Linked DNA regions of Homo sapiens: region 1 is linked to region 2. The links are chromatin loops, found by intact Hi-C in ENCODE. Cell type or tissue: B cell. All regions are shown on one strand. Links, peaks and the distances in the headings refer to the core of each region. The heading gives the core; the rest is flanking DNA. Region 1 overlaps NEPRO-AS1 (NEPRO antisense RNA 1). Region 2 overlaps SIDT1 (SID1 transmembrane family member 1).

Evidence for each region. Hi-C counts contacts between places; a loop is a spot of excess contacts. Peaks named below come from ENCODE experiments on the same cell type or tissue, not always from the same donor. Only the 100,000 strongest peaks of a DNase experiment are listed, where the experiment ranks them.
Region 1: it touches region 2 in a loop (5-fold over the local background); 11 of 110 quality-filtered maps call a loop at or near these places.

Annotation. Positions count from the first base shown.
Region 1 is chr3:113,133,199-113,138,585 of GRCh38, reverse strand. All of the region lies in intron 1 of NEPRO-AS1 (NEPRO antisense RNA 1), which reads right to left. Among named protein-coding and RNA genes, the nearest start is that of LOLI1, 31 kb to the right of the region's middle. In B cell, for the core only: a CTCF peak has its summit at 2,276 (motif pointing left); no DNase peak of the experiment used is centred there.
Region 2 is chr3:113,623,974-113,629,360 of GRCh38, reverse strand. SIDT1 (SID1 transmembrane family member 1) reads right to left here. Exons shown (of 25, transcript NM_017699.3): 24 at 3,146-3,259; 25 at 1-1,715. The coding sequence ends at 1,653. Among named protein-coding and RNA genes, the nearest start is that of MIR4446, 32 kb to the right of the region's middle. RefSeq lists a silencer at 2,308-2,407. In B cell, for the core only: a CTCF peak has its summit at 2,409 (motif pointing right); DNase peaks (open chromatin) are centred at 2,380 and 3,420; H3K4me3 peaks cover 1,871 bases; H3K27ac peaks cover 4,235 bases.

The DNA.
Region 1 (5,387 bases), core at 220-5,219, 490 kb after region 2:
GACAGACAGGTGGATACAGAGCATCCTATGGCATATCCCAAGTGATCACATTTTAACACAAAGAAAAACACCAAGAAATTCCAAAATGTAAAAATAGTGCAGAAGGCATTTTCTGTTCATGATGTAATATAGCCCGATCTTAATAATAAAACAAAATAATAAAACAACAAGATATTCTAATATCTGGGAAAAAAACCCCAAAACTCTTTTTAAAGCAACTCTTGGATCATAAAGAAAATCAAAATCAAACCTAATATTCAGAAAATAAGAAAATGTTTAAATTTAAAATAAAAATATGTTTTAAGGAAAGATAGAAGATAGAAGCTATGAAGCTATATGAAAAAGAAAGCAAGGAAATGAAAAAGAATTCAGCATGATCTTTATCTCTGGTGGTTGGAGGAGTAGTATGGACAGAAGCAGAGGGAGGGAATGGGAGGGGCAATATAGGTAGATGGAGTTTATTGTCAAGACGCATTGGGTGATGGGCCCATATTTTAAAAATTATGTTAAAAAATGGAAGAACTAAACAAAAGATGGCTATGCATTTACCAATGATGAGAGTGTAACATAAATTAAGGATGATGATTAATCCAATTCTGTGCCAAAAACTAATTTAGAAATAACTATATACTAGAACCTAAGGAGTGCAATTTAAAGCAGTGCTCAGAGGAAAATTCATAGTCTTCCATATGTAGAATAATAAAAAGACTGATAATGAAAGAAGTAACATCTGACTCAAAGAATTAATAAAAAGAACTGAATGATAATAATAAACCTAAAGAAAGTAGAAACTAAAAGCAGAAATTATTTAACTAATAACAAACAAAGTGGTATGTGTAGTGGTCAGATTGAAATAAATTATGGACTATCTGTACAGTGCAATACTCTGTGGCTATGAAAAAGGGAAGAGAAAGCTCTCTCTGGATTGATAGGGAATAATTGCCAAGCTATGTATAATAGCTAAGTAAAAAAAAAAAGCAAGGTGCTTTTGTGTAACGTATGCTATCATTTGTCCTTTGTGTAAGAATCAGGAAAGATAAAGAATATCCACACACACACACACACACACACACACACATATATATGCACATATGCACTTATATATGTGCATGTGTGTATATATACATATATACACATATATATGTATATATATATACACACACCCCTGCACATATATGTAATTGCTGGTATATGCATCTCTCTGGAAATATTCATCAGAAACTTGAAGCATTGGTTGCTACTGGCTAGAAGAAAGAGTAGAAGGGACATTTTTTACTACCCTTTTGCACATTTCAAATTTTGAATCACATGAATGTGCATACTTATTTAAAAATTAAGTTAAATAATTGGCAAGTAAATTATTTCTAGTTTTTAGAAATATGGAACTGAACAAGCCTTTAAATTTAAGATCATAAAATATAGCAAGAAATAGTTTTATTTTTCTAAATAACATTTTTATTTTCTACGTATATATTTTTCTAAATTATGTATTCCAAGTCCAGTTATGAGAGAGAGATTGTGGGAAATGAAAGGAGTGATAAACCACAGGAAAAGAGAGGGACCATGGGAAATGAGACTAAGAGTTAGACGGGAGCCCAGGAACCTATGCCGAAAGAGAGGAGCCAGACAATCAGGGAAGTTTGGTGAAACAGAAAGAAGTACAGGCATTCTACAAGTTCTAGGATCAGGACAGTCGGGTAAAATGTTCTTGCAACAATGCCTTCCATCTGGGACACGAGCTTTAGAGCAAACTATCCTGTTACAATAGTCTTTGAAATCATGTGAGAATAAAATGTTTATTTTTTCCATTGAAACCTAAGGGTTTTCTCATATGTGAAAAGAATTAACAAAGGTTTAAGAGAGTCAGTTAGGAACCTAGTATGTCTTTGACATTCAAAAGTGGTCGAATTGCTTCGTCTTTGTTCACAAGAGAATATGCGTTCCACTATTAAATGTCAGGCAGCTGTATTTGAAAATAGTGTTTATTTCACCTTTTAAAAGCCTCCCTTGACCACAAATAAGTCTAACTCATGAGGCTATAAATAATGTTTTATTTTTCCAATTTTTCAATTAAAAATATCAAACTCCTGGAGGAGCCACCCTTAGAAAATGAAGCACAATATCAGCTTAATAAAAGAAAAATTTATGTTTCTGGTTACAATATCTTGGCTTGAATAATTTCATCTCAGAATGCAAATGTAAGATAGAGTGAAGTTAAGTTGGGACCCAATCAAGTTTTGAAGATTCCCATTTCTGGCGTATAAAATAATGCAAGTTTAACGTTTTGGGAGACACCATTACCTCTGTTGCCACCTGCTGGTAAACATATGTCTCATTTAATTCAGTTAATGGCTCACCCCGATTAAACACATTTTGGATCTTGGAGATAGATTTGCAGCAAAATAACTTCTGCTGCTTCAGAAGTGGTCACTGGTTTACGGATGCAGTGGCTGATGCATCACAGGGACTGGCTGTGCTGAGCTATGTCCCTTAGTACGTAGGACAGCCGAAGACAGCTTGCACTGGTATGTGGATTTAGACAGGCCTTCCTCTGGCAGGGCCTCCTGCTCTCCCAATTCTTTAAGTTTGTCTATTCTCATGTCCATCAAAACATAGGATTCTTCTCCTTAAGGAGATCAGTTTTTAAAAACACTGAATGATTCTGAGTCTTAATTTAAAAAATTTTAATCAAAGGCTTTTGACCCTCCAAATGAACATGGACCACACACATATATATACTCATGCATACAGTTGCTTCATTTTGGTTCTGAGGTTGAAGTCAACACTGATGAACAGAGATGCTTTTATTTATTCTGCATGCAGCCTTTCTCTTCCTTCTCCCACTCATATGCTTTATTCTTCTGCTCTTTCAAAACCTGCATTCCATGCTCAATACTTGTGCATTTAGCTGCAACACAAACACTCATAACTCACAGTGTGGCTAATGTTTACACATTTTCTTATAAACATAAGGAGCCTACTTTATCTGGAACCCTCACTTTATCTGGAATTTTAATAAGCAGAAGGAAAAAATATGACCATTTTCCTTCTATGGTACCACTTCATGATGCTAATTGGTCATTATGTTCCCCCAAAATACTGTAAGATTCTGATGTGGTTTTGTTACCCATTTACTTATTTAAGAATAGTTGGGTGGTTGGTTTCAAGTTTTTGGTGATTCTGACTAGAGCTGCTATAAACATGCATGTACAGGTTTTTGTGTGAGCATAAGCTTTCATTTCTCTACAGTAAAAACCTGAGGGATGGGATTATTGGGTCATTGTGTATGTTTAACGTTTTAAGGAATTGCCAAGCCATTGTCCAGAGTCGCTTTACTACTTTGCATTCACATGTGCAATGCATGAGATTTCCAGTTGCTCCGCATCCTTGTCAGCACTTGGTATTGTCAGTATTTTTAATTTTATATATAATGGTAACACATTGTAGTTTTAACGGACATTTCCCTAATAATGAATAATTGTTGAAAACTTTTTGTGTACTTACTATCATCTAGCTATCCTTTTATGTTAAGTGCCTGTTTAATTACCCATTTTTTTACATTGGTTTATTTGTTTTCTGTTGCGTTTTGAGAGTTCTGATATATTCTGGTTATGTCTTTTGGTAATGTAGTTCTTGAATCATCAAAAAATGTATGAATATTTAAAGTTTTTTATTGTAAAGTTTTTAATTATATTTACTTCTTGGTGATTTACATATGCAAGCCACATAAGTCTATTAATTAAACTTTTCCATCACCCAGAACTGTGTGTATTTTGAATGATTGGGTGCTTTTTAAGGAGGCCCAGAGGGAAAGCTGGTAAGCTGCCCCAATCAGAGTCTGGAAAGAGCCATTTGGTGGATTCACAAAGGCAAGTCCAGGGTTTTTAGTCTTTAACTTGAAGATTCAAAAATGTGACTTGGTTGAGCCAGGCATGGTGGCTCATGTCTGTAATCCCAGAATTTTGGGAGGATGAGATGGGAATATTGCTAGAGCCCAGGAGTTTGAGACCAGCCTGGGCAACATAGTGACTCCCTGTCTCTTAAAAAAAAAAAAAAGAAAAAAGAAATGTAACTTAGCCAGTGTCCCAAGAGCTGATCCCATTTGAGGACGCTTATTCATGCTAGCAAGGCTCTCAAGAGACCAAAGTGCAAGACCAGGGTAGCAGCTAATGCACTAAGGGGGCCTCTTATGTCTTCTCCTATAGCTCCATCTGATATTCACAAGGTTCCTTGAGGAGCTTGGAGTTGGAATAAAGGGGATTTAGCTGTATCAATGGTTGTGACAGAATTTTTACTAGGTCATGGTGAAAAAAATAAGCATAATTTAACTTTTCTTAATGGATTCAACTTAAAGGGCTACCCTTTATTTAGAGATTGTATCCTTTCTACAACTTTGGCAAATTCCATATGAATTTATTTTCTTAGGGTGTATTGATGACTTACTGGCCTAGAAACAATTCTGAAAGTAAAGAGCCATTTTATGTTATAATTTCAGTCCTATCACCTGGATTTCTGAGACCTTGGGAGCTACCTCCCTCCCACTTCCTCATCTATATGTGTGTAAGTCAACTGAACTTGGCATTCAAGGCCCTATACAATCTGACTCTTAGCTTCCAATTTTATTTCAATTCACCTTACCATGAGAATCCTCTCCAGGTAAACCAGTCTTCTTGAAACTCCCAATATGCTGTGCCTTTTCTTGCCACTGGATATTTGCTGTATGATTTCTAGCACACCACTCCCTCCTCCACTGATCTTCTTTGATGTCTTTTAAGCCCGAAGTGAACACATACTCCTCTGGGTTCTTATAGCACCTGTCTTCGGTACCATTCCCAAAGCATTTATCCCACAATATCTTTCATTGTGGGTGACTCATGTGTGCTTTAATGAATGATCAGATAGTGCCCCCACTGGATGGAAAGCTTCTGAAGGGGGAGAAATAAAGGCCCACTTTTTTAGAAATCTCAGCATGTCTCCCAGCAAATAGCACAGTGCTTCTCACAGCAGGTGCTCAATAAGTGTCTGTTAAAGGAATGAATGAAGACATAAATGTACGAGAAACAGTATATTTAAATTCTTGCAACAGAATTCCTCTTTTCACCCATGGTTACCTATGTATTTTGATACTTGAACACATTCTTATACACACATCCTATATAAATATACAAACCGAGGGCTCCCTTGGGCTATCTCCTCAGACGTGTGAGTCTGTGAGTGTGGCCTGCACATCAGCATGCCCAGGCAGAAGGAAAAACAAGCAGGCACTCCCAACTGGGGAAGTCATTTGCAGCTCTTCCCATTATTACTGGCTGAATCTCTTTATTTAAAACAAACAAAGAGCTGGAAGAAGCAACTCAAGTGGCCAGCTATTAGCAAGTTCAATTATC
Region 2 (5,387 bases), core at 219-5,218:
AACCATTTAATTGGTGGCCTTCATATGGTCAATGGAAGCCAACACTGCTTAAAGAATAAGGAATAACAGAAGGCTAAGTACACATTTGGGGACTTTAAAAAAATCACAAAATATTTCATTGAAAGCAACTTTGTGTTTTTAAAATCAGGAAAAGCTTGCTGTTCAAACTTCTAAAATGGGTTTTTGAACACAATGCAAATAGTTTAGAGAAAGAATAATAATTTAAAAAAATGCCTGATCCATTTCTCTAACGAATGATCAGGAAAGCAGAGGCAAGAGGTGACTTTAATTTCACAAGCAAATACATACGCATGTGCACATTTATACGTCTATTTTCTGATTACGTCATACTCCAGGCAACAAGGGGGCCTGGTCAATGTAGAACTTCTCAGACACAGAGCTGCCAGACAGTGTGAGAGTGGAACCCAGATGCTGAGCTTGCCAACACCTTACTGGGGAGAGAATGTCAGGTGCAACCGAGAGACAACATTAGATTAGCTGTGCACTTTGCAAGAAGAGGGGAAGAGGACAATACGTTCATCCTGAGAGCTGCTTCTGAGAACCTCAGGGAAGAAGTCTAGAACCCTGATCTACATAAAGTGACAGATGACGGACTCGCTGTGGAGGACTCCTGAAGTAGTGTCCCTGATTAGAATGCTGATTTCTTCCCCAAAGGTGATGTGGGCACAGAACTGAGCTGTGTGAATGGGAGGCCAAATAAGCTCTGCTGAATTTGCTCTGGCAGCCCAAGTCCTTAAGGTGAGGCCTGTCTGGCTGCTGCTGCTGTTACCAGTCTTTTAGTATGGTTAGTCATTTCTCTTGTTCCTGCTGCTGTTAAAAGAGCTTTTCCTGTTTTTCCTTCTGCCTTGAAGCTGGCCAGACATCTGTGGAGTGACAGGGCCTTTCCAAGAAGGCAGAGTCAGAGTGATGAGGTCCACACAGGTCAGTGAGATGAAGACACGAAGGAATATGTAAGCACCCAGGACTCGGTCCCAGTGACAGTTACTTGTTAAGAGGAATGTGTGACAAACCCCACTCCTGAGCCCTTCTGATGGCATCAGAAACCTGGGGGAAATATACAGAGTTTCTTCTGGGAGGTGACTAGCTGGTGCCATTAAAACATCTATCCCAGTAGGGCAGGGCCTGGGGTCACCTCCCCGCCATATTCTAAAGAATCACATCCTCTTGCTGGAGCAGCAGGTGTTGCAGAGGTGTGAAGGGGGCCAACACAGTTTCTGGGCAGGAAGTCCAAGCTGCTGGCCTTTCTGGGCAGGGTGACAACTGGAGGGAAGTGTGCAGCAGCATTCTGCCATTGCTGGCAAGTCTCCGTGAGGGTGGGAGGGACCCCAAGATGGTGAGTTGACTTGGATGCAGTGCCTATCCCTGTTGCACTCCCAAAGCTGCAGATGGAAGGAGCAAGTGTTTCTCAGCTCCTCAGGTTTGCGTCTGTCCTCAAAACATGGCTCCCCTTCTGCCTCCTTTCTTGCAGGTTTAAATCTCCCGCAGCCCCTCTCCTTCCTGTGTGAATGCAGAGTTGGCTCTACAGAGGGTGAGTGGAGCATCTGGCAGTGGTTACTTTGCTGTGGTCACTGTAATTTTTGTGAAACAGCACCAAGATTGATCGCTCCCTCCCCTCTCTTAATGTTGGAGGTTCAGAAGACAGGGATCTGGTCTCTCCGAACCACATCAAGGTCATCATCCAAAGTTAACAAAACCTGAAGTGAGAGGGACAGAGAAATGAAAGGAATGGACAGTCACTGTCACACTAAGTCCTGTTTTCTCTCTGAGATGCACACAGACTGGAAACTGTTAGTTCCCTCTCATTCTCATGCCTTCTGCAGCTCTCTGCAATCCTTTGCTCTTAATAGGCACTTATTATAATTATACAATTCATTTGTCAATTAAATATTCATGAAGGTTTATGATGTGCTATTCCAGATGCTATGGAGATATAGTTGGTAATGAAAGAGACAAAAATCCCTATTCTCCATGTAGCTTACATTCTAAAGAGGGCTTTAGACGTGAAACAAATACATGAGTAAAATATAGCATGTTAGATAGTAATAAGTGCTAAGGATAGAAGTTAAATAAGGGAGGAAATACAGGAAGTATCAGGTGTGGGGAGGTAAAAAATTTTGATAGGGTGGCCTGGGAAGTCATTACTTAGGGGACATTTAGGTCAAGAGTCAAAGGAATAAAGTCCTGTTGGATAGAGTATTGCTATATAAGAAATGTACCCTCCTCCTCCATTTCTAGTTCATTTGACTACTACTGCCCCACGTGGAATCTTTAGTTCCACTTTTGCTGTCTCTGTCTCTCTCATGAAGGTGACGATCAAAAGTAAAAGACGTAAGGACTGTTTATACAGATTGGCCAAGCTTCCCAAACTGGCCACTAGAGGATAGCCCTGCTCCACTCTTGAAGTCATATGGCCTGCCTGAGCCCGCTTTGCGTGGAGCCCGGGCATCTAGTAGGTCTGGAGCCCGGGAGTCTAGTAGGGTTGTTAATTGTCAATTGAACCTGCCTACAGGCACCATGGACTTTTAATTGGGAAAAATCAAAGTTAGGATTAAAGGATGGAACTATAATCCAGGGTTGATATAAATACTCATGGCTTCTGAGAAAGGGTTGGGGCAAAAAAATAGAGAAACTACAGGAGAGATTTGGGACAGACTGGTCAGAAGGCAACAGACACGTGGCTGCTACCCCAAGCCACTTAAGGAATATGTAAAATATTTGTGAAATATTCAGGGAGACTGGAGGAGGAGGAGGAGGAGGAGGAATGTGAGTATGGCATAAGAAGGAATAACCCAATGTTATCGGAATTGCTAAAAGTGGTTCCTGGGGGAATTCTGGGCATGTGGGTCTAATAACCAATTCAGAACAAACGTGCTGTGCAACTTAGGGAAAGTAATTTTGTCCCTCTGTGTCTAAAGATATTGAAGAGTAAAAGAAAAACTAAAGATCTAACCAAAGGATATAAAATTTATGAAAGAAATAAGATGGTCTGTACATTGAATTACAAGGAGGAAATGGAAAGTAAAATTAGAGAGGAATATAAAAAAAAGTAAGGAAGAGCAGAAGAAAAAGAGAGTACAAGATGTAAAGAGAGAAGAAAGTCACAAAAAGATAGATATGAACTCACCAAGAATGAGAAAAACAGAGCAGTAGCAGAGAGGAAGTGCCAGATGTCATGGTCATCGAAGAAATCCAGCAGAATGCACTCGCGGTTCTTCTCCCGGGATTCGGCCGGAGTTCCCTGGAGGAAGGTGAGGCAGGACATGGGCAAGATTCCCACAGTTCAACTGTTCAAAGAGTTGAACGTCCAGAAAGCCACAAAAACGCTACTAGATGTCTGGTTCGAAAAGTTAGCTTCCAAGAAAACATCCATCCACACAAAAACCTGTACACAAAGACCTCAAAAGCACAGGCAACCAAAGCAAAAATAGAGAAGCGAGATTACATCAAGCTACGAAGCTTCTGCACAGCAAAGGAAATGACGAACAAAGTGAAGAGACAACCCACAGAATGGGAGAAAATATTTGCAAACTATCCATCTGACAAGAAATTAATAACCAGAATATATAAGGAGCTGAAAGAACTGTAAGGGAAAAAAAATCCAATTTAAAAATGGGCAAAAGATCTGAATAGACATTTCTCAAAAGAAGACATACAAATGGCAAACAGGCATATGAAAAGGTGCTCAACATCATTGATCATCAGAGAATGCAAATCAAAACTACAATGAGATATCATCTTACCCCTGTTAAAAAGGCTCGTATCAAAAAGACAGGCAATAACAGATGCTGGCGAGGATGTGGAGGAAAGGGAACTCTCACACACTGTTGGTGGGAATGTAAATTAGTACAGCCACTGTGGAGAACAGTTTGGAAGTTCCTCAAAAAACTAAAAATAGAGCTATGGCCGGGTGTGGTGGCTCACACCTGTAATCCCAGGACCATGGGAGGCAGAGGCAGGTGGATCGCCTAAGGTCAGGAGTTTGAGACCAGCCTGGCCAACATGGTGAAACCCCGTCTCTACTAAAAATACAAAAAAATTAGCTGGGCACGGTGGTGGGCGCCTGTAGTCCCAGCTACTCAGGAGGGTGAGGCAGGAGAATCACTTGAACCTGGGAGGTGGAGGTTGCAGTGAGCCGAGATTGCGCCATTGCACTCCAGCCTGGGAGACAGAGGGAGACCCCGTCCCCCCGCCCCCCCAAAAAAAAGAAAGAAAGAAAAAAATAGAGCTACCATATGATCCAGCAATTCTACTACTTGATATATATCCAAAAGAAAAGAAATCAGTATGTCAAAGAGTTATCTGCACTCCCATGTTTATTACAGCACTGTTCACAATAGGCAAAATATGGAATCGATCTAAGTGCCCATCAACAGAGGTATGGACAAAGACAATATGATACACATATCTACATAGACAATGTACATACACCTACAAACACAATAAAATACTATTCAGCCATAAAAAAGAATAAAATCCTGCCATTTGCAGCAACACGTATGGAACTCGAGGCCATTATGTTAAGTGAAATAAGTGAAGCACAAAATGACAAATATTGCATGTTCTCACTCATATGAGGCAGCTAGAAAAGTGGATCCCGTGAAGACAGAGAATAGTTTGGTGGTTACCAGAGTCCAGGAAGGGTGGGGGGAGAGGGAGATGAGGGGAAAAACCAAAGAATATACATGTATTTATGACCACTGAACTGCACATTTTAAAATGGTAACGATGGTAAATTTTATATGTATATTTTACCTCAAGGAAAAAACTTGTACACAAATATTCACAGCAGCATCACTCATAATGACACAAAAATAGAAACAATCCAACTGTCCATCAACTGATGAGCAGGTAGATAAAATGTGATATATCAGTACAACGGAATATTTTTCAGCAATGAATAGACATGAAGTACTATGTATGTTACAGCATGCTTGAACCTAGGACACATTAAGTGAAAGAAGCCAGACACAAAGGCCGTGTATTGTGTGATTCCATTTACATGAAATGTCCAGAATAAGCAAATATACAGAGACAAAAGGTAGATTTAGTAGTTGCTTAGGGGTAAGGGGTTAGCGAGAAATGAGGAGTGAATGCTGATGCATATGAGGTTTCTTTCCGGAGTGACAGAAATGTTCTAAAATCTATTGTGGTAACTGTTCTGATGGAATGCTAAGACTTCTTCCTGTTCTGTGCCTCAGATATACCACTAATTTCCTAGGCTTCGGCTCTGTTATCTATGGACTGGATGTAATGACACTCAGCTTGGGTATTTGTTGATGGATGGAGATTATGAGAAAGATGAGAAGATGAACTACTCAAGGCTTTTGACCGCGTTAAGCATCCACTGGGACCAGCGTCGTAATACA